Linked DNA regions of Mus musculus: all the other regions are linked to region 2. Evidence: chromatin loops called from intact Hi-C (ENCODE). Cell type or tissue: left cerebral cortex. All regions are shown on one strand.

What was found. Peaks named below come from ENCODE experiments on the same cell type or tissue, not always from the same donor. Only the 100,000 strongest peaks of a DNase experiment are listed, where the experiment ranks them.
Region 1: a loop joins it to region 2, with 4 times the contacts of the local background. A loop is called at or near these places in 2 of 42 quality-filtered maps.
Region 3: a loop joins it to region 2, with 5 times the contacts of the local background. A loop is called at or near these places in 20 of 42 quality-filtered maps.
Region 4: a loop joins it to region 2, with 3 times the contacts of the local background. A loop is called at or near these places in 2 of 42 quality-filtered maps.

What each region holds. Positions count from the first base shown.
Region 1 is chr11:32,234,057-32,242,056 of GRCm38, forward strand. It overlaps Nprl3 (nitrogen permease regulator-like 3), which reads right to left. Exons shown (of 13, transcript NM_181569.3): 7 at 7,742-7,879; 8 at 5,741-5,897; 9 at 3,244-3,350; 10 at 2,732-2,861; 11 at 676-865; 12 at 1-40. Among named protein-coding and RNA genes, the nearest start is that of Mpg, 12 kb to the left of the region's middle. In left cerebral cortex, CTCF peaks have their summits at 3,167, 4,612 (motif pointing left) and 6,480; DNase peaks (open chromatin) are centred at 904, 1,805, 3,186, 4,265 and 2 more places; H3K27ac peaks cover 5,136 bases.
Region 2 is chr11:31,672,592-31,680,591 of GRCm38, forward strand. No RefSeq gene overlaps it. Among named protein-coding and RNA genes, the nearest start is that of Bod1, 4.7 kb to the left of the region's middle. In left cerebral cortex, a CTCF peak has its summit at 3,018 (motif pointing right); DNase peaks (open chromatin) are centred at 3,043, 4,207, 5,045, 5,993 and 1 more place; H3K4me3 peaks cover 95 bases; H3K27ac peaks cover 2,497 bases.
Region 3 is chr11:32,157,540-32,165,539 of GRCm38, forward strand. It overlaps Gm40823 (a long non-coding RNA gene), which reads left to right and starts at 3,772. Exons shown (of 4, transcript XR_872353.2): 1 at 3,772-3,903; 2 at 4,009-4,172. In left cerebral cortex, CTCF peaks have their summits at 4,121 (motif pointing right) and 4,824 (motif pointing left); DNase peaks (open chromatin) are centred at 512, 3,424, 4,166 and 4,811; H3K4me3 peaks cover 1,326 bases; H3K27ac peaks cover 1,405 bases.
Region 4 is chr11:32,222,187-32,230,186 of GRCm38, forward strand. Rhbdf1 (rhomboid 5 homolog 1) reads right to left here and starts at 107. Exons shown (of 18, transcript NM_010117.2): 1 at 1-107. It overlaps Mpg (N-methylpurine-DNA glycosylase), which reads left to right and starts at 4,319. Exons shown (of 4, transcript NM_010822.3): 1 at 4,319-4,531; 2 at 5,566-5,763; 3 at 7,663-7,867. The coding sequence starts at 4,355. In left cerebral cortex, CTCF peaks have their summits at 1,285 and 4,137; DNase peaks (open chromatin) are centred at 2,504, 2,747 and 4,318; H3K4me3 peaks cover 1,606 bases; H3K27ac peaks cover 3,421 bases.

The DNA of each region.
Region 1 (8,000 bases), 560 kb after region 2:
TCCATACTGGGGCTGGTAAGGGTCATGTCGTCACTGCTGGCTGTGGGTTGGGATAGGCCAGCTGGATTCCAGTGTACAAAGATGGGAGCACCAAAGGCACTGCCAGCATCCAGAGCCTGGGACCACTGCCACATTCTCCTGCTGGTGCCCAACTGTACAATCTGTCCTCATGCATGAACTCATTGCCAACCCACCACCAAGTGCCTACTGTGTGGCTAATCTGGAATGCAAGGAGCTACCCTATAAGAGTAGCTTCAAGGACCCAGAATGAAAGCATACTGCACACCCATCACACCTCACAGCAGGAATAGGTGTCTTGTTCCACCTCAGCCAACATGGGCTAGCACTAAACAGGTCAAGGTATATGGCCCCCAACACCAGACAGTTGTGGTCTCTGGGATGACAATATGAGGCCCTGCTCTGAGCCCAGGCTGCAGTGGAAGAGTCCAGCTGCGCTGCGGTGGGCAAAAGATGCTCCTGACTACAGCTAGCTGCTCAGGGAAGGAGCCTCCCCCTCAGACCCATGGCAGTACAGGGGAGACAGGAGGGACAGGCAGGTGAGTATAGACATGTAAAAACACCTCTTATTCCAACAGTACCCAGGCTTCTTGGATGTCACCACCAAAGTCTCCCAGCCCCCCATTACCAGACAGATGTCCTGGAAGGGGATCCTACTTGGGGAGCCAAAGCTTAGAGCATTGGGTGTGCTGAGGCTGCGGCCACCAACTCTGGCTGTGAAGGGGACATCATCCTCTCGCAGTCGGGGCTCCTCTTCGCTGGGTGAGGCCATTAGGCAAACATAGGTATGCAGCTGGATGAGGAGCCGGCGCTGCAGCATCCACACCACCATCTGGATGAGCTGGGTCTGTGAGTGAGCAAAGTAAGTCAGCAGATGGGCTGGTTCCCTGACTCAAGCCTTAAGAACAGATTCCTATTCCTGGGGAATAAGAGAGACATGGTCCTTAGCAGCCCCAGTACCTAAACGGGAAGGCCTCCTGTTAGGAAGAAGGGACCCTCAACTGCTGGGTAGCTCTGCAAGGTCAGCATACCCCAGGGAAAACAGTAGGGCCAGAACTCCCAACACACGCCTGGGTTTCCTCCCTTCTCTGAGCCAACTTTCCCTAGAGCCAGATCTGTCCTTGCCACTAAGACCTGCTGCTGTCAGACAGTCCACTGCTAGGCAAGCCCACACAGAGTTCAGAGAGGAAACTGTCATGTGAGTCCTTGGCTCTACCTCAGAGTTTACTTCAAGAAGACAGGTGATTCCAACTGGAAACAGGAAGGGGACCTGCTGTTACTACATGAAGCCAATGGCTCTTCCTTATGAGCATTGGGCCACAGCAATGGAGCCCAGTGCCAGGTAGTACCCAGCACCAATGTTTAAGTATCTCTCAGGCACAGACACCAAGCAGCAAGGTGTGTGAACACAGAACCAGTGCTCACATCTTTGAGAGGCCCAGAAAAGCTGCTGCCCAGGTCACTCATGGAAGGGGGCTGGGTTACTGGGGAGGAAGTTATACATACTAATCATGGTCAAAACCAAATAGAATTCTAAAGAATTGAAGGTATTGTAACACAAAATGTAAAAAATAAAACACAAAAGCATTATAAGCATTAGACAGTATGTCTCTGGGATGTGGCAAACCAAACAGCTCTATCCCAGGCCCCTGACAAGGCCTGAAGCAGCTGCTCAGACACGGCCTGGAAGATCAGCCGTTATCCAGACAACTGGGAAGTTTCTGCTGGGATGGGAGCACTGCCAAGCCCTCCCCCCCAGAGAGCTGCCTGGGGGAGAGGAGGGAGGTGCAGAGGCAAAGTGCATCTTTCATCTTCCTGGCTCCCTTCCTGGAAACGAAGGGCTCAGTGAAAGGCAGCTTTAGAACTCTGGCACACTCAGCATGTAAATGAGCTAAAAACCCAGGATCTTATTCCCATTCACAATTTGAGAAGGGGAAGTATTTGATTTTGAGGACTGGTTTTGCCCAGTGTATCTGGCAGCTATTAAAGCAAATACTTTGCTTTTGAAGATAAACCATGGAGGTCACCCAGCTTGTCTCTGACACCTGTGCTCTTTCCCTAGCTTCCCTCGGAGCTCAAAGCACTTAACACAGGGAAGGGGCAAAGCTGCTCTGACTCCAAGTCACCATCTCACCATCTCTTGAGCATGGGGCAGTGAGAAGTGACTGACAGCCCACTGCAAATTCATCCCCCACACCTTGAGAAGCACCCCCACCACAACCAGCCTCTAATTGCCACCAGCCTTTGTCCTGACTCAGGGCCCCCATCCAAGACTCAACCCTAGCCTGACACTGTAGGTCTTCTTAGGAAAAGGACTCTAGGCCCAGCAACATAGGATTCCACACAAAGATCCCATGGTTCCTAAGCCCCCAGGGGAAGGGATACAGGAACTGAACTGCCTTGGAAAACAGGGCCCAGGCTTAGTGAGAGCAAAGCTGTCGGTACCTCCACCTGTGAGAAGCCCCTGCCCCAGAGGCAGCACAGGGAATCCTGCCAGCCCAGGAAAAGCTAATGCCCTTCTGACAAACATAAACCAGTCCCAGTCCTAGTCCTAAGGATGCCCATGGTGAGGAAGCCTGCAGTGCTTGCTAGTAAATCCCCCAAACCATGGCACAAAGGTAAACAATGCTAAGAGCCTTTGAATCAGGGGCCACTAGGCAGGCAGTTATACCCAGTCTACCTTGTAAGCTACACAGGGGCTCTAATGACTCACCTCCTGTGCAGGGGGAGCCAGAGGGCTCCTGAACTCCGATAAAGAAACAGGCAAGGAAAACTTGGCCAGGACAGATGGCAGGTCATGGGACGGGAACTGCCGGGAGAACTGTTCAGCTAGCGGGGAGTACCTGGGGCAGACAGCCATGGTCAGTGCCCTTCCCATACTCACAGCAACCATCTGGGTGAGCATAATGACAACAGAATATAGTATGGTGATGCAACAGGCCTTCAGATGGCAGAATTATACTGTCCCTTAAGACGTGGCAGGAACCACAGAACCCCTCTGATTTCAGCCAAGGAGAGATGGCTGTACCATGGGCAACACCAAACCAGACTGTGATCTGCATCTGAGCACGATATGGGCAGGCAGCATCAGGATATAGTGAGATCTGGCCTCATGGATTCAAAGCCACTGAGGCCTGGCCACTGGGGGCGCCATTCGCCATTAAAAGGTCCTGCTGGGCTTTTCTAGCTCCAGATTCCAGATTTTTGGCAGCCACTGGTACTTACAGACACACACTGGCATTGGGAGACATGACATAGACGTTGTTCTCACACAGTGGGTAGATGATGACAGCCTTGCCCCAGTATACCAGGTGAGCTGCCAACTGGAAGACCTGCAGACCAAGGAGAGATCGAAGGACTAAACTTGGAGACCACGGTTTTGCTAGGCAGTAGGCACATGAACACAGGGACACTGGAGTGCTTGGAGCATGGGCTGGACGGCTCCAGCAGAAGCACAGCATTCTCTTGTCCACAGACACCAGCACCATACTCCAAAGTCATAAAATATGGAGTCTCATCCTACCTGACCCTGCATACTCAAAGGCCCCTATGCACCCTGCTTTCCCCAGAGACCATCCTCCCATTCTGTTCTCCTGAGGTCTCAGATACCAGGAAATACACAAGATACCATAGCAAGTTCCAGGACAACCAGGGCTACAGAGCAATCCTGTCTCAAACAAACAAACAAACAAAAAAATCTTTCTCCATTAGCATCTGAGGGCTTAGATCACACAAGTGGGCCACAAGGCCCATCAAAGTGGCCTTGTATCATGTGTGACATTCACTCCTGAGGCAGGTGTTCCCCAAAGGTTCAGCCCCACCCTAGGATCACTGCTCCCCAGAGACATCTACAGGAAACAGCAGTCACAGAAAATAGTGAGGTGAGTTGCAGAGAATGGCCAGGGTGAGACCTCACAGGGTTTCACACGGGCATGCCAGCAGTAAACTCTGATTTAAATCAGGTTCAGCAGGGAGTTAGTTCGGAAGGAAACACCCTCCTCCCTGATCCCAGTCAAGACCTAGACAAGGAAATGGAAGAGACATCAAAGCTTTATCAAAGGACTGTGACAGTGAAGTCAGGCACAGTCCTAGCACAGATTCCTTCAAACAGCCTCTTAGTAAAGCCTTTCTAGACGTGGGGTAGGAAGTGAAAATAGCAGCCCAGACTCCTCAGAACAGCAGCACCGCCCCTCTCTGCGGGCGTTCAGGGACAGTGAGCACATTCAAACCTCTGTGTTTGATACTAGAGGGAAGCACAATGAGCTCCTTGCTGAATCTTGTCCAGCTTAGGATGCCAAGTTGAACTACACAGGCAGCATATGCTAGGTGCTCTCACAGAGCCTATGAAGAGTCAGAGATAGAGAAGGGATAAACTTATCCTGAAAAGAGAAAGGGTTTTGGAAAAAGCAGCCCAATGGGCCCACAAAGCAAAAACCTCCAGTGATGCCAACCCATTTCTCAGCCCCACACAGAGCCAGGAGGCCTAGCCAGAGGGACCTGAGAGGTGTCAGAGCTGTGGCCGCTTCATTCTACTGAGAAGGCTGGCCTTTGAGCAAACTGAGGTCCTGGGTAGGCCTCTGCTACCCTCTGGTGGCCTCAGGGTGCATAGCACTACCAGGTGAGGATACTGGCATTCATTCCCTGGGTCCTGCACCCACAGCCCTGGCACAGGTGACCCAGTCTACACTCCAGGCCCCTGAATCCAGCTTCTTCTGTGCTTTTCCTCCTCTACACTTCAGCTACAGGCCTTCTCTCTGAGCCCAAAGGGCTGCCACACACACTTGCCAAGGGGCTGTCTCTCCAGCTCTGCCACATGTCTTCCGCCACAAGAATGAGGGTATCTTGATGACTCCAGGGCTGGGTTGGATAAAAGGGGAGAAGGAGCAGAACAAAAGGGACCCATGTGGAGCGTACCTCACTTGGATCCTAGCCCCATGGCATCAGAGATGGAAAGAGGCAAACCCGCAGTCCTGCAGGGAAGGTTTGCTCTGAACATCTGATTGGACTTAGTTGTCCTCCAAAACAAGGCTGCATCTCTGCATGTCTCATCATTAAAGACATGTATTTTAGTAAAAACGAAAACAAGGGGGCTGGAGAGATGGCTCAGTGGTTAAGAGCACTGACTGCTCTTCCAGAGGTCCTGAGTTCAATTCCCAGCAAACACATGATAGCTCAAAACCATCTGTAAAGGGATCCAATGTCCTCTTCTGGTGCATCTGAAGACAATGACAGTGTGTTCACATACATAAAATAAATAAATCTTTAAAGAAAAAAATTTTTTAAAGGAGAGGTAGGAAAATGTGCAAAAAATAGAAGCCACACAGTAGGTTAAATTACCACTCAAGTCCTCGCTCTCACTTCCCACATGCTTGCTCATAGGCCAGTGTGAGCCTGTGCTGAGCTGGAAGATCCACCATGCACTACTACTTCCCAAGCTGCTCTCCAGGCCTTTGCTGGAGACACTTCTCTCCTTTCTCCCAAGGCTTGCCTCACCTCTGCTTAACAGAGAAAGACATCAGTCCCGTGGCTCTAAGTGTGACCAGATACCAGAACCCCAAGCCTCCTTACCCTCATCTGTGGCAGGACGTGTAGTATCTATTTGTCTGCTAGACATTAGGGACTCAGCATGGCAGGCAGTCTGCTTTCCTGATCCCCCATAGGCTGCCTCCCTAAATGTACCTAGAGGCCTCTTGTTCCCACTCCTCCAAGTGCCCAGGCCTACCTGCAGCAAGGCCAGATCGGCATCCTGGGCTAGCTGCTGCAGGTTCTTCACAGCAGACGTGGTCTTGATCACCCGCACCAGAGCCGGGGAGCAGTCAATGGGAAGCTCACTCAGCAGAGACTTCTCGTCACTGAGAAGTAGCAAGGCATGGTACGGGCTGAAGGACAGAGGCACATGTCAGCAAAACATAAAGAGCCACGGGGCCCTGTACCAAGTAAGCATGGAACACCAAGGCACAGCCAGAGTCCAGAGGCACTGGGCAGGAGAGGTTGAGGGAAAAATCAGAGAGAAAGCAGTTATGTGTCCAAGGGCTTTTTTTGTTTTGTTTGTTTGTTTTGTTTTTCGAGACAGGGTTTCTCTGTGTAGTCCTAGAACTCACTTTGTAGACCAGGCTGGCCTCAAACTCAGAAATCTGCCTGCCTCTGCCTCCCGAGTGCTGGGATTAAAGGCATGAACCACCACGTCCGGCTGTGTCCAAGGGCTTTTATATAATCTCAAGGGTGTGTGTGTGTGTGTGTGTGTGTGTGTGTCATTGACAGAGACAGAGAGACTGAAATTTGTATGTGGGGGAGGCTGTATGTGGGGGAAGACAGTGCATGAGCCTATGCATGTAAGTATGGAGGCCAGAGGTCAGCATCAGATTTCTTTATCACTCTCCACCTTTTTTTACACTTATTTATTTACATTTTGTATATACATGAGGTACACACATGCAGTTCTCTTCTTCTACCACATGGGCTCCAGGAATTGAACTCAGGTTCCATCAAGCCTGGCAGTGAGTGTCTTTACCTGCTGAACCAGCTTATGAATCTTTACTCTTATTTAGTTTTGTGACAGGGTTCTCTGTATAGCCGTGGCTGTCCTGGAACTCAGGGCCAGGCTGTAGACTAGGATGGCCTTGAACTCAGAGATCTTCCTACCTCTGCCTCCTAAGAGCTGGGATTAAGGGTGTGTGCCATGATGCCTAGCTCTTCACATTATTTTCTGAGATAGGACCTCTATTGAACCTGAAGCTTGCTATTTTGGCTGGACTTGTTGGGCACCAAGCCTTTGGGATCTGCCTGTCTCTGCCACCTCATACATATGTATATATGCATGCGCACACATATAGATAAATAACAAAAAGCATGGTGGCTGGCACATATTTTTAATTCCAACACCTGAGAGGCAAAGGCAGATGAATCTCTGACTTCAAGGCTAGCCTAGTGTACCTAGTAAGTTCCAGGACAGCCAGGAAGACAGTCTCTGTCTCATAGAGGGTGAGAGAGTAAGGGCATATGATAGTGTATGTATGTATATATGTATGCATGCATGCATGTAGTGATAAAGTGCTTGTCTAGCATGTGCAAAGCCCTAGGTTTAATCATTAGTACCATAAAAGATGGGGGAGGGGGGAAGTGTCTTTCTAAACACAGGAAAAACAAGATATTCCCCAGCTATGAACAGAACTACAGAAATATGTTCAGCCATTTGACGTGGAGCATAGATCTGGAACTGTAGGAGAACTGGGCAATGAGTAATCTGCTTTCTGTCATTTCCAGTGTGGAGGAAAGTGCCCAGATTTCTTTTCATCTTTTTTCTTCTTTGTGTGCTGAGAACAGAGCCCAGGGCCTACAAAGTACTACACCACTGAGTTATATTCCCAGTCCTGCTTTTTCCTCACAGGAAATCAACTAATCTCAGAAGGTAACTGGGTTCCCATGATTCCTGCTGAAATGCTGACAATAACTGAGTGTACCCTGAAGGCAATCTGCTAAAGCTCTAGGTTAGCTCCAACCTGCCCTGCAGGCCTGGGTGAGGCCCTTGGCAGGTTCTATTCAGCTAAGCAATGCTGGAAGAGCAAAGGTCATGTCTGAGCAGAATCAGATGTAAAACCAGGTGGTTTTATTAACAACAAAGCTAATTTCTATGACCAGAAGAAGAAAAGAGAATTTCTGGAACAAAGTAACCAGTAAGGTCTCAGACAGCAGCAGGGGAAGACAAGATGGGGCTGCCTCTCACCGGATGGCTTTCAGGCTCCGTTCAATAGCCTCAGGAGGAATCAGACTTGAAGCTGCATAGTGGATCTTGTGGGGCAGACAGAAACTCACTTCCAGCCAGCTGTTAATGTGAAGCCGTACCACACCAGATGTGCACAGGCTGTGGAGAGTGAGCATTGTTACTATGGTGGGCATTTGCGTATTCCCAATGAACAACACCCTATTCACAGACTGTGGTCTCCCACACTGCCCTGTTGGCTAGGGGAAAACGCAGGTGGAGA
Region 2 (8,000 bases):
TGTCAGCATTACTAATAGTAGATCCAGTAAGTAGAATGAATTAGATGTAATAGTGCTGCACTCTTTAAATACGTTCACAACTACCTGAAAGCTGGCACTACTATTTCTTTGTGCAGATGCAGAAATAGAAGAACAGAAATAATTACCGTGGTCATATATATACCTAGATGAAGTATAGTAGGTGCTGTGGTCCAGTGTTTAACCTAACATATCCACGGTCCTGATAGCTAGCTGTCATTTTACAACAAGTAAAATACCCTAGCTTTTACACCCACAAGTCTGCACTGAATTCCCCACTGTTGCCCCTATTAGAAAAAAAAGTTTGGATTGCTAAGAGAGACCATCATTTCAGCTAAGTGTCTGGATGAGGCAAACTTTACTTGATCAAGAGGCTTGCTGGGGCAGGAAAGGGCAGGGGAGGGAACACACCTAGACAGGAAGTGCATTTGGTTTTTATTCTGAGGAAGGTGAATCCTGTCTTTTCTCAGTTGGCTAGGGTCCAACATAACAATCTTACTCAGTTATCTGAAAAGAATTTGTGCATAAGAAGTAGAGGAGGAAGGGGAAAGAGGTCACTGCACCAAGGAGAAAAGGCCATCAAATTCCTTTGTGTAAATAAAAAATGTCCACGGGATTCTAACATTTGCAGGTCTTACAAAGTGAGGGAGGAAAAAAAAACTTAATTTCTTCTTCTAAACACAAATTTTATATATTTTATAGGAGAGATCATATTTGATTTTTTTTTTCAAGACAGGGTTTCTCTGTTTAACTACCCTGGCAGTCTTAGAACTCGCTTTGTAGACTAGGCTGGTCTTGAACTCACAGAGATCCGCCTGCTTCTGCCTCCCAAGTGCTGGGCTAAAAGGTGTGTGCCACCATGCCTGGACAGTTTTGATTTCTTAGGTGCTTCTGTCCTCTTTGTTTCTTGGCTGATCATCAACTCATCAACTTCCCCAGCTCTCAGAACTACATCTGCTGTGGTTCCTCCTCGTCACCCATGACAACTGAAAAAGATGTGGATAACATTTACAGTGCCCTTGGCTCCGGGGAAGATGCACAGTAGGCAGTGATCCAAGATGCTCTCACCCAACATTTGCTACCCAAGAGAACTGAAATTAGAGCACAAAACAAGTAGCCACTCTCAGTTCATACTTCTTAGCAACAGCTCAGCCAGTCGCAAGGTTAAGCTGATCACAATGTGTCATGACAGCTTGCAACCCTTTGGGACATCTCAAGTCTGTTTCTACTACTGACCCATGCTGACCTCTCATGTCTGGCTCTGAGGGAGTCCTATTAGAGAGTTCAACCCTGGCCCCTCCTGGAGGGAGGGCTGGAGGCAGGGTGCCCTTCTTATAGGTTGCATTTTAGGCACACCATATCTTATTCTTTCCTCACAAAATCTTTTTTTGGTCCCCGGTCTAATTTTGTCTATTGTTGAGCTAAGTTCTTAAAGCAATTGTTGTAACTGGAAGTGAATAATTTATAGGCTGATTGGCCATCTGCACCCCGATGCCCCCAACCACACCCAGAGTATAATCTTCAAAGTAGAAACCACAACTGTTTGTTTTGACTTTGGTGCTTAGCACAATACTTGGCTAAAAGTCCCTGTCCCTTTCCTACTTGTAGAATAGCGCAACCATCCTGACAGGAATGAAGCTATGCTAAAGAGCCTTGAGCTGTGCCCTTTTGACTATCAGAATATTGAGCCAGTAGTCCCTAGTAAATCTAATGGGCTCTCTCTGAAGAAGCTCATGCTAGTAGAGGGAGTATTTAAAGTCTGGTACCAGCCAGCTGGAAAGCTTGTCGCTTGGAACAAGATTCCACACCATTCCGACAACTTTGATGGCCACTTTGCAGGAGACCATATGAACAACTTGACCAGCTTAGTAATTATGCATACCTCTCTTTTTTTTTTTTTTTCCTTTTTGGTTTTTCGAGACGGGTTCTCTGTGTAGCCCTGGCTGTCCTGGAACTCACTTTGTAGACCAGGCTGGCCTCAAACTCAGAAATCCACCTGCCTCGGCCTCCTGAGTGCTGGGATTAAAGGTGTGCACCACCACACCCGGCCATACCTCTTAATCTCAACCTCATGTTAGGTCTCTGGAAGGCAGACTTGGTGCCGTCATTAGGCCTCTCTCCACATGACCACATTGACTAGATCTCTTTCTCTGCTTTTCCAACATGTCTCATTGGTTGGCTGTTTAGAGGTCAGTGAGTGGATGAACCTGGCTTGTTAGGATTGTCATGGCCCAGGCTCTGACTTTAGCAACTCCATTAACTGTCTGATCAGAGTATACGTAGATAAGAATATATTTTAGTCCCTTTCTTAGTTGGGCTTTTATTGTTGTGAAGAGACACCATGACCAGAGCATGTCTTCTAAAGGAAAATATTTCACTGGGGCTGGCTTAGAGTTCAGAGGCTTAATCCATTATCATCATGGCAGGAAGCATGGAGGCATGCAGGCAGACATGGTGCTGGAGAAGGAACTGAGAGTTCTAAATCGAATCAGCAGCCAACAAGAAGAAACATTGAGAGAATAGGTCAGGCTTGAGCATCTGAGACCTCAAAACCCACCCCCAGTGACGCACTTCCTCCAACAAAGCCACTCCTACTCCAACAAGGCCACACCTACTAATAGTGCCACTCCCTATGAGCCTATGGGTCCGTTTTCTTCAAATCAACACAGTCACCACCTTCAGGAAGTCCTAGTATAGCAGTAAATGCTGAGGTGATCTGCCATAGTCTAATAGGAAAGTGATGCTGGACCAGGTTTACAGTCCAGTATTTCACCAATGTTGGGCCCTGTGTGTTGGCTCTTGGAACTCTGGTCCATGACAAGGTGCAGCTCCTGATGCCCTGTATGCTTGCTTTTATAACTGCTATAACCTGGACCTGTTGAGGATTGAAACTAAGGATGAAAGTGATCAAATTATGGGAAATTATTAATTATTATTAATCTAAGACTTGCTAAGGGAAACCAAAAATGCCACCACAAAACATGTACAATAATGACCATCAGAGGGCACTGTTGCTGCATTTATAGCCCAGAGCATTTCAAACCAGGCAGTACTGTTTTTAACTTTGGTCTTGGTAGTAATGTAGTTTCTGGTGGCCTTTAGAAAACTGCTGGTAAGTCTTAGTCTTAAAACTTTTCAAGGATAGAGATTTAGGCACGATGCAGACCTAGCATGTGCAGGGTCTGGGTCCAATCTCCAGCACGGAAACAGACAACACCCCTTTTCTGACTAGTTGCCCCAAACTCAGTGAACTTATGCATATTAGATATTAGGATATTTACATGAGAATAGTCAAAGCCTATGAGAAGGTGGAACCTGCACAAGCCTAAGTCTAGATCTTTCAGAAACTGGAAAATGGGATTGGTGGCTTTCCCAGGATTGTGTGAAAGAATAGAGAATCCATGGGCTTTTCACATCAGGGGGCTCTAGACTGGATTCTGACATCAGCTCATGGTGATAGGTCTTTGAGAAACTGTCAGAGCCAATTCTCCAGGATAGTAGAGAGGCTCTGCAGCCATGGCAATCCTGTTAGCAATATTTCAGATCCTTAGCACATATGTGATAACATAGTGCCGTCCTGGACTTACGCTTTGCTTAGGGGGTTCTTGGACTGACCTCCACCTTCCCCACGAGCTCCAAAGTCCACTAAGCAGGAACTGTGTTCACCGTTGCATCCAAGCTCCCAGTAAATGGGATGGAAGAACAGAAAGAATGAGCGAGTGAATGGGAAATTTACTCTTTTAAATATAAGATATGAGTTTGGATAATGCCTAAATGTCAGTATTTGGAATAGGTGGGTGCAGTCTTGGGACTTGTCTATGGCATATCACTGAACTGGTCTACGAGGCTGGACTAGGAGAAAGCTCAGAGGAGAGAATTGGGTTATTTTGGTATGACTTTTTCTTCTCCCAGCATGAGATTCCTGAAGCTATTCTGATTTCTTTGGGGTTCGTTGTTTCAATAGTCTGGTAGCCAGACTGAGGGACACAGTGTCTCTAGGATATTTTCATTTCTGGCAGGCTGGTTACAGGAACACAGAAGTCATCCTTTACCAGTGAAGGCAGGAAGCCATGCTCCTGTAAGCACAGGAGAGTAACAGTCATCTGTCTCCATGAAAGCAGCTCTGCAGCTGGCGACCATAACACAACCCCACATGGCTTCCACAGGACAGGTTTAGCTCTGGCTCAGAGAGTCAGGAGGCAAGTAGTCCTGAGCTGACCAGCAGCCTTCTCCTGTTCTCTGTCATCTAAGATGGTTGCCTGAGTGTCCTGGCCCAGAGAGGCTGCAAGGCAGGCTGGGAAATGTAGTCTTTAGACTTTTTGTTCCAGAAGATTGTTAAAAATTGGGTTCAAATTATTTAGGACAAATTAGCAAATGCGCATTGGGAGGAAATGAGTCCAGTGGACTTTATCTCCAGAATTACTGGGGACCTTTCTGGACTGGGTATTGATGTTTTGAAACTAGCGTTTAGTCCTTTGGTCATTGAGCAAGATGTGACATTTGTCACACTCAGTCATTTAAAAAGTGTCAACATGAAAATCTGAGGGAAAGACATGGGACCAGAAGGGCCCTGTGGGTGTGAGGCTCCTCAAAGGGCAAACAGGTCCTCCCTCAGTGTCCTGCCCACATGCTATCTGTCACTAACATGCTCTCTGTCCTAAAATGCTGTCACTGTAACAGAATACCTTAGGCTAGGAGAGTTATAAAGAATAAAGTGTGGTGTAACGTGAATACATAAATAAATGAAAAAAAGAAGAATAGGATGTGTCGTAGCTCACTATTCTGCCCCAAAGGCCTACAAATCCTCCACATCCCAACCCCCACTGTTTCTCAGACAGCTGCAAGCAGAGGGGTTTTCGCAGAGGGAACCTAGTGCCCCTGAATAAAGTGTCTGTTTCTGTAGGAGACCACATGTGCTGACGGTGCCTGTGGTAAAAGCTAGACTGCCTAAGTGCGCTCTGCAGGCTGGGCTCAGTTCTGGCTCAGCTTGTTCTTGGCCCCATGAGAAGTTCTTGCTGGATCTACATTGCTGTTTCTTCCATATGGAGTTTGAGCTTACTGCTCTGAGGATAGCTAGATGCATGTGTTTTCTTGGGTTGCATATAGAGTTAGGAGTCCCAGAACCTCAACACGAATATAAAACCCAGCTCTTGTCTTCATTTCAGTGGCTTTTCCTGCTAGCTACCCCCTTGCCAGGTAGCCTAAGACAGCAGTTTCTATGTGGTACACACACTACTGCAACCCTGTCTAGCTGCTAGTCCCAGTTTGCTGGTCGACCTGAGGCAGCCTGCACTTGCTCACCCCAAGGCAGGCCTGCACAGCTGCTTCTGGCCAGGTGATGTGTGTTACTTCTAGGTACGAACCTTTGATTGCCCACAGGGTTGTATACAGATTGGCAGTTCTCCCCTCTCGCCTCCCAGCAGCCTCACAGTACCGTCTAATTAAGCTTGTCTATGCAGTGCTCTTAGTCACAAGTGATGGTGCATAGCGGTTAATCAGCCCGAGCCTCTTCATTAAGGATAACCTTGAAATGAGCCCTCAGCTGTCCCTGACACACTGCAGGAACAGGATAGAACTTCTGTATGGTTTCAAGCCACTGAGCTTCTGTGTGTTGGTGTGGTTGGTTCGTTTTGTTACAATTACATTACCCAACCCAACCTGATTGTCATTTGTCTTCAACTTAGCTGGGTGGTCTTTCAACATCCTTCCAATTTGGGAGGAATTCTCCACTCTTAGAGAGGGGAGGAACCTTCCTACAGATGGTAGAAATGCCGGATACCCACTTTCCCAGCATCCTTTGCAGTTCTGGTGTGGCAGGGGTCAGCGCCACAGCTACAGTGGCATAGCATTGCTGGTGTGAGCCCGTGAAGAGCTCCTGCTGTGGGTCTGGCTCATCACTCTTCTCCGTCAGCCATCCTCGCTATCAATTCTGGGAGCCAGTGGGTGCTTTCCGTAAATTTCCTTTCACCTTGAGTCACCAGCAGCCCATTTACATTGATATGACCAAGAGCCTTAAATAGATAGCTGCATTAACCAACTGGAGGGGAGGCTGACCAGAGGCAGCAGTGAAGCAGGAGTGGAGGAAGGGACTGTCAATCTGAGATGGCTCCCTCTTCCTCTGGGACTCTTCTTTAGGAGCAGCATTGCATAATCAGCTCCAAGTAAGACCAGAGGTCTGCTCAACCTTTGCACACATGGGCTTCCTTTTTCTTTTCTTTTTTCTTTTTTTAAATTAGAGAACCATAAAGCAAAGCTGCAGCACAAATCTACCACGTTATTACCCCGGGTTCCATTATCCAAGACCCCGAGAGAACACCAGAAATTATGGCTAGTCCCTACATAATACGTCTGCAGTATTTCATTCTTGTAGATCCTTACAAGCAGTCTCTCAGCTTCTCTTTGGCACAACTGAATTGCCAGCTCCTTATCCTTAAGCCTTGGTTAAGTAACGGTCCGTGCAACAGAGGCAACTGATATCACACAGTGGATCTGATGGCTGTGTCAGCTGCTAAGTGGGTAGGCAGTGCATACTATGTGGACACGTTGGACTGACAGAAGCGTCTATCTCCAGCTGAGATAGAGTGGCCATTGCAGGAATGCATCACTCTGCTCAGAACATGGCTAATTTATTTCTGCAACTTTGTATTTAAGTTTTAGGCATTGCAACTGATTGTTGTCCACTTAAATTGTGAGTAGAGGGATACAATGGTGTAAGTGCTAACTTCTAAGGGTATATTCAACTGGAAAATCACAGTTAGCACGACAACTCACGATGAACAAAACCAGATGTGTTCCTGTCGTTTACCTCCTTGAGGGCCACAGAGAAGTGCCCATAGTTGAGATCCATCTGTGTCTCTACTTAAGACTAGAGGCCCCAGTTTAAGGCCATTGAAGACTCAGAGGAGCGTGGTAAAAACTGAAGTCTCCAGGTGGGGAAGAAACTTTGATTTGGCTCACAATGTGCAAGAGGGCGGGGCTGCTGCTCTGGAGTCTGGGATTGGTCTTTATGCTGCAGCCTAGGCTGTGACTCAGTGGTGGAGCCATACTGTAATCCAAGTTTGCAAAACTGAACAGAAAATAGGTCAAGGAACCGACCCCCTCTCCCAATACACACACACACACACACACACACACACGCACACGCACACGCGCAATGAATCCTCATTCCCTCCTGAGAAAGGCACACACCCCTCCCCCACCTTGGAAGGCCCCCTTCTCCTCTGCTTTCTCGACCATCTAAAACACTTGACTAAGGAACAGGGGAAAATTGCTGAATTGATCTTTTAAAGTAACACGGATCCCAACCAAAGAAGTTTGAAAGCCCAGAACTTTCTCATCTAAGTGGCTGCCAATGTCCCACCCGCCCGGAGGCGCTCCCTTGTTCTCGCCAGCTCTGCCCCAGATTCATGGGCTGTTTTCAGAATCGTTGGCAATTTTCTCTGCATTGTCCTGACAATCCTTGGCAATGAAATTTAAAAGCTACTTAATGAATCTTGTGACAGAAAAATCTGGAAGAGGGGGCTCCTTCCTGAGGTCCGGAATGCCACCGGCCTGACAATGGGATCAGAGAGCGCGCGCACTCCGGACTTAACGATTGAAATTTCCTGTGTACTCAGCTTAAACTGCTGAGCGGGCACATGACCCCACAGTAGCGCCCTGGCCCCTCAACTGGGTCTGGTGCACTGACCTGCAGGGTTAGGGAGTTGGAATTGGGGAGAGGAAGTGACTCCAAGCTGGGGCAGACTCTAGGAGGTCATCCCACCGACTGGCCTTATGCCTGCCCCAAATGCATAACCGAAGAGCTTTAAGAAATCTCTAAATGAAGAATTTTAATTAGCCTTAATTAAGAAGAAACTTTCTGGAAAAGTGTTGTGGTGTTTAAAAATATCAAATATAATCTTTCCTATCAAGTACTATAAAACTTGTGTTTAGGACAAGGAATTACGACCTCTTTGTTTCCCTACCTGGTAAAACTTGCAGGA
Region 3 (8,000 bases), 480 kb after region 2:
CAGAAGGCAAGAGAGTGTCAAGATGGGCACATGCTCTTGCCAGGTTTTTGTTTGTTTGTTTTTTGGGTTTTTTTTGTTTTTTGTTTTTTGGGTGGTTTTTTTTTTTTTTTTTTTTTTCATCTGTCACGAGGAGCCTGGGGCTTTTGTTTCATTGTTTTATTAAGTCTTCTCTTGAGATACTTGTGGCCCGCTTCTTGAATGGAAAAGGGTGGTGGGGGGGGAACATCTGTGAATGTATCAAACTCTTTCAGCTGTGGTTTTCTGTGAGGGGCAGTGACTGGAGTGGCGAGGCCCAAGGCATGTGACATTCCCCATTGTCTTGCTTCACATTCCCAGGTTCCTAAGCGGCAGCCCAATCTGCAGGCGAGGCAACGTTTGCCAGAGGCTGTGCACCGTTCAAACCTGGCACGGGAGAGCCGGAGCTGAAAGTGTGAGGAGGAGGAGGGAGGGAGAGTGAGTTTTGTGTCTTTGCCCGAGGCTGTGTTGCCACACCATCTGGAGCCAGGAGGAGAAGATGGAATAAATATAAGGTGTCGATGTACAGAGCGGAAATGCATGAAATTGGCAGGAGCTCGTTCATCATCCTGCAAATCTGTCTTTACAAAGTGAAATCAAAATCAAGCCAGTTTGAACAATATGGAGGCTGAGCAGCTCTTCCAAGAATAGCTAATGAAAGGGAGGGGGAGGGGGAGGCGGAACCCTACAGAAAATATGCAAATGTATGAAATTGGCAGGTTCCGTTGACACTTTAGTGTGATTAGTATGCTGATTGGTGTGCTTTGGAAAGCACTAAAGAAGGATCATATTGTTTTAGGGAGAAAAAAAATAATGAAAGCCAATAAAGAGCCCAGAACCTCCTAACGGGGAGGCTCCAGTGTGTAGTCAGCTGGGCCCCGGTGAATAGAGAGAAGAGTCCTGAGTAGATTCTGTCTACACCACGGAGCCTCCATAGAAACACGCCAGCACACTGTATTCATTTACTCATTCATTCATTCATTCATTCGTGCACACAACAAGGGCATCTACACTTTGCCTAGCACTGTGCAAGATGCTCAGGACACAAAGGGCTCAGATGCCTTCTCTGGCTCAGGGTACTTTCATAGAGGACGTCTGTTGCATCTCACAGAATAACAATTGCTATGTGAGTGTCTCTGCCACATGATGTAGATGCTGGGCAAAAGGGAGAGTTCACACTGAGACAGTGCAACATATTAGGGGTTATGGGTAGAGAGCTTGAAAAAGATTCACAGAGAATGACATTCAAAATTGCAGACTCTGGGAGCTGGAGAGATGGCTCAGCAGTTAAGAGCACTGACTGTTCTTCCAGAGGTCCTGAATTCAGTTCCCAGCAACCACATGGTGGCTCACAACCATCTGTAATGGGATCCGATGCCCTCTTCTGGTGTGTCTGAAGACAGCTACAGTGTACTCATATACATTAAATAAATAATATTTAGAGAGAGAGAGAGAGAGAGAGAGAGAGAGAGAGAGAGAGAGAGAGAGAGGACTTTGATGGATGCATGTGGAGAAGTAGGCTAAAGGCATTTGAGGCATAAATAACAGAATACCAAAAGATACAAACTCAGAAAAGTAACATTTCCTGGGCTTGGCAAGGTGCCACTTGAGTAGCTCCTCTGAGAATACCCACCTGAGAGCAGCTGGGTGTGGGAACCCTTTGGTAGGCTGGCAATTTTTTCAGCCTGCTGGATATTTGGGATCCTTTGAAGATAACTGTGACTGCTTTCTCTTCACACATTTCCCAGAATTCTGGAGGCTAACTGAAAGAGTAAGCCTATGGCAAGTGGACCATGACTGCACACACATTGCCTCTGTACCTGCGGCTGAACCATGACACGGAGAAGAGTTGGCACTGAGGAGCTTTCTGTAGTTTCCCTTTTTAGGGTGGAGGCCTCAGGCGCCTCTGGGGCAGTAGGACTAAAAGCAGGGGAAATTCATAGGGCCCTTGAAGTTCATGGATGGGAGGGTCTCAGGCATGCAACCCCTAGGAATTGCCATTTTTCATGGTATCACCCCAGAGGGGATCTGAGGGCCCCCAGTGTCCCAGCATCTTAGTCTCTGGGGATCTTGCTGGCACCGATAGTACACTGCATGGTAAGCCCATTAGGCAGACACTCTTAAAGCCAAAAGCAAAATCTATTGCTGGCCAGCGGCTACATGAGGAACTTGCCCAAATCACACAGTTCTGAACCTTATGGCCCTCGGTCTTTTATGCACAAAAAACCACGTCTTGGTTGTCACACTTTAGTTAGCAAGAAGCAGAACTACAGAAACTAAAAGGCAAAGTTAGTGCACTTAAGAACTTTCTGGAACTATGGACTAGATCTTTGTGGATTCGGTCTTTGGTCCATTGTTGGCAGGCGTTGGGGCCTATGGGTTAAATCCTTTCCTGGGGTTTCTATTCTGACTTTCATTGGTTAGGTTCCCAGATAAAAGACACTCAGAGCCTTTATATTTACAATAAGCCTTAAACAGCACAGGAGTTGATCATTTACCTACCCTCTAGGCTATTAGAATCTATTTCCTATTAATAACCCCGAGTTACTACTTATTATGTTTCATCTGGGCTGTTCTTAACTCCAACTGGCCAGCCCTCAAGGCCAGCTGCACCCCTCCGCAGCTCCTGCCTCCAGGTTCCTTGCCCTGTTTGAGTTCCTGAACCGACTTCCTTCAATGATGAATTACAATGTAGAGGTGTGAGCCAAAAGAACCCTTTCCGCCCCAACTTGCTTTTTGGTCATGGTGTTTTGTCCCTGCAATAGAAACCCTGACTAAGACACTGTCCACTTAGCAAAGCAACAGCAAGTAGGTCCCCTTGGGGACTATGTCCTCCACAGCTGTGGGCTTTGACCAGATTTACAGTGGCAAGTCTGAGTCTCTCCTGTGTAGTGGCAAAAGCAGTCGGTGATCCCTGCAAAGTGTCAGGCCACTATCGCACCAGTGGGTAATCTGCCTGGTAACCCACACTGGCTTAGATCCTTACTGTAGTCCACAAGCTTCTCCCGAGACTGTTGAGTTCTCTCCCCTGGCCAGCTACAAAGCTGCCCTGTCACTCAGAATGCTAGCCAGCGTGGAACAACCGACCTGCTCGTTTTCTGCTTAATTTCTCTATATCTTTTAACCAAAGCAGGTAATACCTCCATCGATAGGGTCTTATCTGGTGAGAACCAAGAACAGCAAGTGCCTGCATTGCTTTGAAGGGCCTCTTCCATTCAAAGCCGTCAGCTGTAAGGAGGTGACTGCTCCTGGCCCTGCGGCTTTTGTTTATTAAGTATTCCAGAAACAGCGTTCCCCAGTGATGCAGCCACTCCTTTCAAACGTTTTAAAAATTCTTTAACTGGCTTACAGATGGCAGGTTTCCATATGGCTGAGATCTCTACAGTCAAGACAAATGTTTCTACCTATCGGTTGCTTTCCTGTGGTATGTCATAGCCACTCAAAAGTCTCAGTAATAGACATGAGGATGTAAATCAGCCATTCTGGGAATTCCAAGAGCTTCGCCTACAGGAGGCCATTGAAACTCACTGATGATCACATCCCCTGATGTAAAATGGAAGAGTGTCCGCACACAACCTAAATACATCTTCTTGTGCATCTTTAACCATCTCTAGATGACCTGATATACCTAATAAAATCTAAATAGCTGTTACCCTGCATCGTTGGTGGGGTGGTGATGAGGGAAATCTGCACATGACCTAAAGAGGTGTGCTTTTCTTTCTTTCTTTCTTTTTTTTTCCAAACATTTCTCATCGTTGTGGGTTGAATCTGTGGCTGTATCTAGAGGGCTGACTGGAATTATATCAGCTGGGTGAACAGCATTGGTAGGGAGCTGCACCGTCCAGTTGTAAGGGAAGAGAGAACAAAAGGGCAGGTTCCGGGATGAAGGTAGGATTTTGGGAAACCTTCCAGGAAGAAGAAAGGAAGGCTCCTCCTTTGGTACCCCCTCCCTCCCCTCTATAAAAAGGACATGGCAACATTTCTCCTTTGCAGGGATGTATGAAGTGATGAGAGGGACCACACGCAGCAATGGGTTCCGGGAAGAACAGCTGCCTGCAGAGCTGAATCGGGATGAGGTGTGGAGCAGGCTGGGCCACTGGAGGGAGCTCGCCTTCGCTGAACTCCTAGCTGCATTGTCACCTGCGCACCTAGCTCAGGTACCTTGTGAAGCACTCACTGCCCGGGTTTTCCAGACAGGGAGAAACACCAGTGCTAGAAAACAGGCTGGAGAGCGCCTCTAAGGCTCTGGAAGCCTGCACAGGCTTAGCCAACAGGGAACAATCTGGAAACACAGAAGTGGTGCAGAGATGGTGTCGTTCAGGTCATGGGGCAAGAGGTGATGATGGGGGACCGAGGGTGGGGTCCATAATCAGATCTTCCCAGTCCCCTGTGCTCAGCAATAGATGAGTCGTGGGTCCTGACCTGTCTCCAGGTGTTGGAAGTCCAGGTGCCTCCGGAGGTTCTCCAAGCTCCCTCTGGTAAGGGCTTGTTCAGTTCTGCTTTTGTGTGTTACACTTAATACTGTCAAAAGCAATCATAGCCGAGAGTGGGAGACCCAGCTTGGGGAGAGCCGTGCAGAGGTACCCAACAGTGGCCAGTGATGCCTGGTTCTGTGTGTAGGAGAAAAAAGGAGGAGTGGGTAGGAAGAGCCATGAGCTAACTCTGCCTGAAAGATGAAAAGCTATTTCTTCGCTTTGCCAGAGGAGGAAGGCAGCCTAGGGAGAGGGGGCGAAGGCACTAGCGACATACGGGTGCTGACACCAGCCCACCGCACCCAAGGCGACCGTGCGCGCGCGCATGCTCTGCCCCCTGGTGGCGAGGCCGCTCTGTGCACACAGCCCACAGCTCCTTTGTTCTGAGGCTGCTGTTGTGCTTATCACTACGTATTCTGCAGGATCTGGGCAGGCAGGACTGGGTGTGCTAGAAGAGCCCGTGAACCCGAGTTCCAATCTCCAACCGTTACTCCAAGACCTCCAAGTCGCCTCAGAGTTTCGGTTTCAGCAAGACCAAAATGGAGGTGAAAAGCACAGGCTTGATTGTGTTATGAGAAGCTGGCAGGAACCATCCTACTCCACCCAATCGCCGGTGTAGCATTTTAGAGAGTATCTGGGGTTGCTACCCACCAACCTACTGCCAGTTCGTTCTCATGCCACTGGCTCCTCTCCTCCTTCCTTCTCGCCTTGGAAGCCAATTTAGTGAACAAAGAACACATTTTGTTAATTGAGGACGCTCCAGGGACCTCACTGAACCTCCCAACACGGTTTCTAAGCAATGCCATACTCTTTTTGTTGTTGTTGTTTTTTGTTTGTTTTGTTCTTTGAGACAGGGTTTCTCTGTGTAGTCCTGGCTGATCCTGGAACTCACTCTGTAGACCAGGCTGGCCTCGAACTCAGAAATCCTCCTGCCTCTGCCTCCCGAGTGCTGGGATTAAAGGTGTGCGCCACCACGCCCGGCAATGCCATACTCTTGAGCGGACGCTGAAAGAACGACACGTCTCTTACCTTTAGCCTGCATCCTCAGAAGTGTGTGGAGGTGGGCTTGTCTTCATCTCTTCCTAGAGACAGATCCGCCACTAATCCACCTTGAAACCATTTTAGGTTCTATTCTGACATGGGATGGTGGGAAAGTGAATGAGAAAAAGATAGGAAGGAAGATAGGATAAAAGAGAAGCGAAGAGAAGATAAAAGGTCCCTCCTAGGGTTGACAGAGCAGAATCCTCCAGGCCTAAAGAGCAGGTGAAACGCATGATCAAACCACTGAGGCCGGAAGTCTGGCATCAGTGCAGGCAGGCTGGGTCCTTCTGAAGCCCCTCTCCTCAGCTCTCTGATGGCACCATCTCCCTTCCTCCTCACTTCTGCCCCGTCTCCTAGCACCTGTCCTCATGAGGACACCAGTCATGTGAAATAGAGACTCAACGAACTCTTTTTAATTTAGCTGCCTTCTCTCTAAATGCAGCCACATTTTGAGATGCAGGGATAAGAACTTCAACAGAGTGCATTTTGTTGGGGCATGGTTTGGCCCATACAGAAAGGCGGGAAGAGGAGGGTTAGAGAAGAGCCAGAATCCATATTATATAGTGTTGCCTCTGGCCAGCGTTTGGATGATATCCCTGTAAACATAATTGGGAATTTCAATGTCAGGAAATTTCTAAGGAATATTTGGATCTCATCCCACCTAGATTCACACTCTGACCCAATGGAGTTCTCGTCCCCCCTGTATTAGCTCTGCTGTCCCCACACTGTCCACTTTCCTTCCTTACTGTTGTTAGTGCCTCACCTTGACTCAGCTGTAAACCTTTGATGTGGGTGAAAACCTTGTGGCCCTTCTGCAGGGGGTTTAGGTAGCCCTAGATGTGAATCCAAGGTCTGCCATCTTAAAACTGTGTGTGATTTTGTTCTTGGAGAGGTATCTTCTGTGTACCACAGTGTCTCCCTTTGTGAAACTGCCATTGCAGTGCCTGCTCTTTAAAACCAGGTTAAGTATGCTGGCGGTGGTGGCACATGCCTTTAATCCCAGCACTCAAGAGACAGAGGCAGGTGGATTTCCATGAGTCTAAGGTCAGCTTGGTCTACAGAGTAAGTTACAGGAGAGCCAGGACTATACAGTGAAACCTGTCACTAAATATCAAACAGGGCTCTGGTCCTTCCTTCTCCCAGGGGCTGTTTTGCCACTGGCCCATGATGACAAAGAGAGCAGGGGTTCAGACGGCCTAGAGGGTGACAGTGACAATCATATCCATCCAGGATCAGCTTCAGCCAGGGAGCTCAATAATTTTTTTGTTTGTTTGTTTGTTTTTTTGTTTTTTGAGACAGGGTTTCTCTGTGTAGCCCTGGCTGTCCTGGAACTCACTCTGTAGACTAGGCTGGCCTCGAACTCAGAAATCCACCTGCCTCTGCCTCCCAAGTGCTGGGATTAAAGGTGTGCGCCACCACCGCTCAACGAGGGAGCTCAATTTTATTTGGGGTCAATGATGCTTATATAAAACTTTGAGGAGGGGATAGGAATATGCCTTTGCCAGAGTGGGCAAAGACCATTGGCTGAAGACTAGGGTTCCTGGATACCTCATTAGCATGTGGAGGCATTCCAGGAATCTCAGATGCTTTCTGAATGGGTTTCTTATCAGGGGAAAGGGAGTTGAACTTATAATTTCTCTAAGGGCTACATGACATTCCTCAGGGAGGAGGTGTGAGGTCTGGGGTCCCCCCAAACAGAGAAGAGGAAACCTCACTGACAAAGGGAGACTGCACTTTTGCACCAAGCTCAGGGTTTTCTGACAAAGACTAGGCTAAGATTAAATGTAATGAAGTTGGACGAAAGAAATAGCTCAGTGACTAAGAGCACACACTGCTCTCTCGATGAAGACCAGGTTCTGTCTCCAGCACCCAACTGCCTGGAACATCAGCTCTTGGGAGTCTAACACCCTCTTCTGGCCTCTTCAGGCATCTGCACATCACACACAGACACACACAGACACACGCAGACACACACAGACACACACATACACACATGCACACACAAATGCACATCATTAAAAATAAAATATTTTTAATTAAAAAATCTAAATCAAATGAAATTACTTATGGATCAAAAGCCTGACCCAGAAAGGCCTAAATAAGTGTGTCAGTCTGTGTGGTGACACTGGCCTCCCTCTGCAGTCTGTGTGGTGACACTGGCCTCCCTCTGCAGTCTGTGTGGTGACACTGGCCTCCCTCTGCAGTCTGTGTGGTGACACTGGCCTCCCTCTGCAGTCTGTGTGGTGACACTGGCCTCCCTCTGCAGTCTGTGTGGTGACACTGGCCTCCCTCTGCAGTCTGTGTGGTGACACTGGCCTCCCTCTGCAGTCTGTGTGGTGACACTGGCCTCTGCAGACTGCATAGAGTTTGAAGTTTATTTGAGTTCCTGTCACAGCCCTCTTCTCCAGTCCCAGCACTCACCAACAGAGCCATATTGCAGGCAGGCCTCCTGGTTAGAATCACACTGGCAGT
Region 4 (8,000 bases), 550 kb after region 2:
AGGGTCTGCACCGGCTGCTGCCGCCGCTGCGGGCCGGGAGGGCGCCCGCGCCTAGTCCCTGCCTGCGCCGCCCGCGCGCCGGCCCGACCCGTCCGCCTGGGAATGCCACGGGCCGAGGGGCGTGCGCGCCGGGGGCGGGCCCGGCAGAGGGGCGGCCGCCTGACTCAGGGCTGAGGAATGCGCGCCGCCCGCTGCCAGCCCCGGGCGCCTCCTCCGGGAAGACCTCCGGCTGTGCTCTGCCAGGGGTCCCGCAGAGACACCTGTAGCTGGGAGTCGGGCTCGCCAGCGACCACCTTAATCATAACATCTGTCTTGGACTCGCCTTTCCATACTCCTTCATCTTGTGCTGCCCCTGTGCTTGGGAAGAGAGGAAGGGGACCTCCAAAGCAAGAGGGTGGCGTGGGAAGGGACCTAAAAGGCAGATTGAACGCCCCTTCCGAAGGCACGCACTGGCACATCACTGAGGGTCCCGAAGCTCTCACTTGTCCTGTGCACACGCGCCTGATCTTTCTAACAAACATTCATGCATTCAGGCCTCTCGCACCTGTTTACACAGACACGTGCGCACACCTATTCAAAATGCACTTCCATGGGCTCACACTCTCTACCCTAACACATTTATAAGTGTGCACACTCACGTTCATACACTGATACACCATTTCACAGGAACCGCAGCTCAGCAATTACCCCTTCCCCTACTTCTTTCCCAGCAGGTACAAGGGTTAGACTACACCTGCCACCCCTCAAGCCATTACATCCGCGCATGCGCTCACTCTTCTCTCTTCAGCCTCAGTGCTCACGTATAACGTCAGGCACGGTTCATCACTCTGTATACTGGACAGGAAGTGCTTCTTTTGCTCTCGGCTGAGGCTGAAGGCTGAGGGAGAAGAAAGCTGTCGTGGTGCAGATGTTCTGGGCTCCTGTAACCCACACATGCCAAGCCAGAGATGGGACAGTCTTCATGCCTAGCATTCTTGACTCATGCTAGGAATAAGCAGGGTCTGGACGCCCAAACTGGGCTGGCTGGAGGTGCGGGGGTTGCATCCTTTCTGGAAAATCAGGGAACCGGCCACAGGAACCGGGCATCTGGTGCCTGTAGGTCCCTACTCCTTCCTGCTGTGGATGCTGCAGGGTCACCTAGACCTTTGTTGAGACCTAGAAATCTATTACCAGCTGCAAGAAGTCCTACAGGAGACTCACTGTGAAGACACACCCAGGGGTCAGTCGTCTTTTCTTACAGAAAGAATTCTTCTGTGTTTATTTTTATCTCTGTGTGTGGTTGCAGGTGCCCACACATGCCAGAGGGGGCATCAGATCCTCCTGGAACTGTAGTTATAGGCAGTTGTGAGCTGTCCAGTGTGTGTGCTGGGAGCCAAGCTCTGGTCCTCTGTAAAGGCAGAAAGCTCTCTTAGCTGCTGAGCCATCTCTCCAGCCCAAGTCATCTTCAATGCAAGAATACCACAGTGCTGTCAGCACACAGTGACAGAAAAGTAGCTTTCCAGGACTCATTGCTCCATCGACCTTGGAGTTCCCATAGTGCAGGGGAGTCTGTGACAGCCCCCGCCCCTGGCAAACCCCTCCATGTCCATCCACACACACAGGCGTTGTTCCTGAGAGCATGATGCCTACAGACAAATGCCCATCTCAGCATATGGCTTCAGGATTCCCCAGGTGAAACACATCCTCAAGTCCTGAGTCAGGGCATGGACAGTTTGAGCAGAGGAGTGTGGACAAATAGTCAAGCCTTCATCCAGTCTCCACAGACCCAATTCTCCACAGTCCCAGAACCTCCTACCTGCCCTATTGACCTAAGCTTTGGGTGGAAGAATCCAACCCGTGGCTTCTCACATACTTTTATTGACTGTGCCGAACAGAAGTCAGCTGCAGTTTCTAATACTCTGGAACTGGTGAATAGGTGTTGGGATAGACAGGCTTCTACACTACCTCCAGGTCTTGTGTAGTACTCTGCCAGCATCTGTGTGGTTAGAATCCCTGAGCTGTAAAAGGAATCTCAACGGGTACTTCCTGAACCCACAGCTTAGCTTCCAAGCACCCCACAGAGAGATGTAGAGATGGATCCTGGACACTACCTAGCTGGGGAGAAGACAGAATGGCCAAGGCTAGCCCTGTTCTAGCCCAGGCTAGACTTCAAAGGCCTGAAGTTCCAGCTATTTCTGAAGAAACCCCTTCCTCATGGTATTGGACTCAGCAAAGAGGCTCTATAAGTTCCTGGGCCAAGATCCTAGCAGCCTGACAGCATAGCTCTCCTTGGCCTGCCTGATAGCTACCCTCTCTTCCCAAGAAACAGCTAACCATAGAGGGTCCCCCACCTATAGAGACCCACTAAGGCCTGCCAGAGTAATAGCCACCACTCTGCTGAGAAGCTGCTGAAGGGTGCCAGTTTCCAAACCAGGAGCCAGCTGGCTCCAACCCAGCTCCTGCTTTGTCCATGGTAGACAGGCAACTGAGCCAGTCAGTGTGTTAAGCCCCTGAGACAGTGAAACTGAAGCCTAGAGCTAGCAGGGACTGGCAGCCCATGCCACCACGACTGGAGGCAGCTCCAGCCTTCCCACAACCCGTGGAGACACCATTCCAACCCCAACCTTGTCTCCTTTCAAAGAATCTCCCAATGGCATCTTTGTCACCAGCCAGGCAGGCACAAGGTACACTGGGCACAGAAGAGGTCCCAGGCTCCTTCCTCTTGGACATTCTTTTACTCCTGGCAAGTCTGCTGGCAAAACACAGTAGGGAAGCCCAACCCAGCACTTCCAGCCTGCAGTGGGAGCTTCGCCACAGACCAGGAAGTGGGGGGGGGAGGGGCAGACATTGCACAATCCCACACTCTGGCCAGAACATCTGGAGAATAAGATGCTGGCCTCCACCCCCGTCTCTGCCTGGGGCAGAAATCAGACTGCCCACCAAACAGAAGGAGCTTGTCATTCACCCAAAGGTGAAGTCTTCAGAATGCCCTCAACAGGGGACCAGAACCTAACTAGGGTCTCAGCTTCCCTCCTAGATTGGGAAGGGGCATTATTCTCACAGGAAAAGAGAGGCATTGTTTAGACAGAATGGCTATGAGGGATAAGGCCAACCTCGGTAGTTCAAATTTACAACATATTGCCCCCACCCCAGCCCCAGAAACTGCACAGAGTGCCACAAACAGCTGGACTGCTTCCAGCAGGCAGCAGGCAGCAGGCAGGCAGAGAGGCTGCCGCTCCCTCCCCAGGAAGTCCTAGCTGAGGCCCATGAGAGGGAATGGCTGAGCCCCAGCCAGGCCCAGAGTTCAGTCCCGGAGCTGGCCAGTAGAGTTGCAGCTGGGGACCAGAGTCCTTAGGCTAAGTGCCTTGCTCAGTTAAGGACTGAGCATATAGCAGTGACAAGCATATGGCCTCTGGCTCTGTCTAGTCCTAGATGCCAGGGTCTCAGAAATCAAACAGCTCTGACAAGCCCTGAAAGGTTTTAATAAGGCAGTGTGAATGGGGAAAGTAGGATTGTATCTGCTTTGAAACCCTTCAGACCCACATCACTCCTGGAATGGTAGAAGAGAGTGAGTGAAGTGGGGGAAGGGAGCAGCTTACCCTATCCCAAGACTTCCCTTCCCATCATCCCTTCCTTTGGGTCAGTCACTTCCCACTCGAGGAGTACGGGTGCACAACCTCATTTGAAAGGTTACAGATAGGGTGGGTGGCAAGCCTAGGTCCCAGAGAAATAATCACTAGGAGATGCCAGGAACTGTTATCCCGCTCAGCTCCTGCAGCCCTGGTCCTGCCTTCCAGCTTAGGTGGTAAGCCCTCTTCGTAGCAATTCCAGGCATTAGGGGTCCAGGGATGTAAGTGGGGATTCACTGCAGAGACAGAATTCCCTTTCCTTCCACCTATCATCTGTGATGATCCAGGGTAGGGGCCTCCAGATGGGGCAGGCATCCACTTGCTGTCAGTTCCACCATTCAGAGATAAGGTTGGGGAAGGACAGTTCTAGGATCAGAATTCAGACTGAGATTCCCAAGGCCTCATGTTTGTTCTCTACAACACCCAACACACCCTCTGTGGCCCACCCTATCCCAAGGCAGAGCCTTCTGGTCCGGGACCCTTGAAAATTCAGTCCGGGTTCAGAGAGGATGTCTTGATGGCAATCGGGCCATTGGGACAGAACCAGATCTAGAGAACCTGGGTTCCAATCCTACTGGTGAAAGGTTTCTACACTCGCCCCGCCCTGTCCCGCCCCTAGAGTCCTCGCTCCGCCTCTTCTGCAGATTCCTTCCACCCCCGCGCTACATGCCTTCTGCGCAGACGCAGGTTCCAGTCCCCGCCCTCTCCGCGCTTCCGGTGGCCTGGCCTGTGCTGGCGGCGACTAGATGCCCGCGCGCGGTGGTAGTGCGCGCCCGGGCAGAGGAGCCCTAAAACCGGTGTCCGTGACCCTGCTCCCCGACACCGAGCAGCCTCCATTTCTTGGACGAGCCCGCCGCCCAGGGAATGCCAGAGCAGGATCCCTAGTGACCGGATATCATGAGGTCGGCCAGATGCCAGCGCCGGTGAGAGGGGGCGCCGCGTCGCGGAGTCTGAGCCCACGGCGAGCTGGCACAGTGGGTCGGGCTGCAGAGACGGTCACGTCAGCATCCATTCCCGGCAGCCTGGCAGCTTCAGTCCAACCTGGATGTCAGCACAACAGATAAAAATAATGGGTCTTACCCCGGCGTAGTGGCGCACGCCTGTACTTGTGAAGTCGATGGACGCAGGAAAATCAGGAGTTCAAAGCCAGCATAGGCCACATGGGACCCTGTCCTTTAAAAGAGTAATGGCTGTTTAACTAGTCAGCTCAGCGTGGACTGAAGACAGGTCTTGGCCCTGGCCCCAGGTTCACTGCCCAGTTGTCCTTTTAATCCCCTCCTGTTGTACCACAATAGCTGAAGGATGTGGCCAGATTTCCTTGCTTTGTTTATCGGCACTTGGTAGACTAGTGCCTACTGGTCCTATAGACCCATAGACTTTTTGTCCCTGTTCCTAGTTGTTCTAATATCCAAACAGTCAAAGGACAGTTGGGGGCCAGCAGGGTTCTACCCTGAGCATTCAGAATGGGACCAGGCAGATGGTCATCTCCATGCATGCCCATTTGTGTGTCAGGTCTTGTCAGTAACAAGGTGGTCTTGTGACCTATTTTTTGAGCAGTGCCCAGACAAACTCAGTATGTTTCTCTGATAGGCCCTGCCCAGGTTCTGACTGTATTTTAATTCCTGGCCAGGATTAGGAACAAAGAACCAGGTTCCAGAAACAAGTTTCCTTGGAGATGGTGTGATTGGTGGGAATCAGAAAAACCAGCTCTTTTGTATTGGACTCAGGCACCCACCTTCTAATGCTCCTTATCCATGTCTCCCCTATGTGTAGCAGGTGTGGGCAGAGAATGCCCACCCATCCTGTCACCACTAGCAGCCTGTCATTACCTACACCTAGTCCCAAGGTCCCCTGAGGCGGTATGCCTTAGAATGACTCCCAACAGGCACCCCACTTTACAGAGAAACAGGCAGGCAGGCAGACACTTCTTTTGTTTTGTTTTGTTTTCCCATTACAGCTTTCCCGAAAGATTGGGCAAAAAAAGCAGCGACTGGCAGATTCAGAGCAGCAGCAGACCCCTAAAGAGAGACTCCTGTCGACCCCGGGCCTCCGGCGGAGTATCTACTTCTCCAGCCCAGAGGACCATTCTGGCCGGCTAGGACCAGAGTTTTTTGACCAGCCAGCAGTCACCCTAGCCCGTGCATTTCTGGGACAGGTAACGTAATACTGGAGCAGGTTCCGGGAACTGTAGTCCTGTTACTACTAGGTCTCATCTCTGTCTTGGCCTTCCTTGTGTGTGCATAGGTAGCTGCCTTGCCCATATGAGCCAAATAGTTTGACTATTATCTAGGGTCACTGCAGAGAATGAGAATATTGATAGAGGTGTCCCATGATGGAGGCAGCAGGGCTTCTGGCAACTGTCGTGCTTTGGCTAGAGGTATGTTCTTACACTTATCCATCAGGGAAAAAACTGACTGTTCTATCTGAAATCCCCTTAGGACAGGTTGCCTGCAAGGACTGCTGGTGGGTATTGGCCCCAGCATCTGTGAGGGACCACTCTTGCCTACCCTGTTCCCTGATGGCTGGGGCCAGGAACACCATTAGGCAGCCAGCATTTGAGTCACTTGAAAGAGTTGGCCTCTTCACTGCATAGTTCAGTACCCAAGGCTCAGTACAGGCCCAAGATCTGGGCTATGCCAGTCATGCTTGCAGTAGAAGTGGGGACTACCCCAGGCCCAGCCTGGTGTGGCTTACAGTACAGCCTGTCACCTTCTGAGCCTCTCCACTTCATGGGGCTAGCCAGGTTCATCTAAATCCCACTACTCCGGGGTGCTAGAGCTTAAGCTGGATCCTCTGGTTAGAGGTTCGCTGGCCTACCTTTCCCTTTAACAAGCTATCCTTTATGGGACCATGGCCAAGGACAGCCAGTTTCTTTGCTAGAACTGGTGCTAAGAGTTCCAGGAACAGACCCTGACCTACTAGAGAAGGGACGAGATTCTGTTCTCAGGATGTTTTAAGCTGCAGGGATCTGTGTTCCTTCAACAGCTATGATATAAAACATGGTGCAGATTTATCTCAGGTTCAGGTCAAGGGCTCAAGGATGGCCCAACAGCACTACCACCACCATTACACATCTGCCTACCTCTACTCAGCTTCCTGGCACATCAGCTGGCCCCTGTCATGCCCACTTGAACCCACACTGGTAGACAAGATGGTGTCTGGCAGAGAAAGGGGTATTCTCGCCTGTGTATCCCTTCGGTCAAGGAAAACCCAGATGTGGGTCATAAGCCCAGTAAAAGGTTCGCTGCAGTGGGCTGCCAGGACAGCAGACGACTGTGGACTGCTCAGCATGTTGTTTTTCTAGACCCTCTGCCAGAAAAGCTCCAGGAGGTCCCTCGAGAAGCTGAGGTGGGGTTCCCAGTTTGGCCCTTGGAGACATGGGAGCATGTAGGTAGTTAGTGAAGGAATGCTTGCTGGCCTTTTTCTCCTAAAACATTCACCCCTGTCTCCAGTGTTTCCAGGCTTCCATGACAAACACTGGCCACCTCTTTTCCTCTACCCTGCCTGTTACCAGCTGACCCTGAGGCACCATGGGTCTACGTGGGCTGAGAAGAAGGTGCCTTCTAATCAAATAATCCCTCAAACCTGTGAAGGAATGGACACGGTTGGATGCTGAAATCCTTCTACAAGCCTTGGCTGAATTAAGACTGTTGGCCATTCTTGGGATCATAGTCCAAGCAAGGCATTGCATGGCTGGACCAGCTGGCCCTGTTTCTCACTAAGTTCTCTAAAGGGAATTCTGGGAGAGGATGTCGGGAGGAGAGAACACTACTGAGGGGACTTGGAAGTCAATCTGCACTATGACTCCAAATGAATCCTGAGGTGGGCTTAGAACCCTTAGTAAATAAGTAGAGTTGGTCAGGAGGGGCTGGTGACCTTAACATCAGCATTCAGGCTCTCAGCCAAAGCACAAGAGGCAGAATGGAGAAGCCAGGTAGCTGGGTCTGGCTGGGCCTGGATGCCTGTGGTACATCCTGAGTTTAAATGAGGTCTAGGTGGGGACTGTCCAGGTGGGCTGGCCCCTGTTTGAGCTGAGCAGACTCACTGCCCATAGGTTCTTGTCCGGCGACTCGCTGATGGAACAGAACTCCGTGGGCGCATTGTGGAGACTGAGGCATACTTGGGGCCAGAAGATGAAGCTGCTCACTCAAGAGGTGGCCGGCAGACCCCCCGGAACCGTGGCATGTTCATGAAACCTGGGACCCTGTATGTGTACCTCATCTATGGCATGTACTTCTGCTTGAATGTCTCTAGTCAAGGTTAGTGGTGCTGGGCTTGAGGGAACAGACAGTCTAGCAGCTGGCCAGCCCCCCGAAAGACTTGGATAGACAGGCATTTGAGTAAGAAAGTGCCATTGTCAGGGGCCAAGTTAGGATTTCAGGAGTGTTGGCT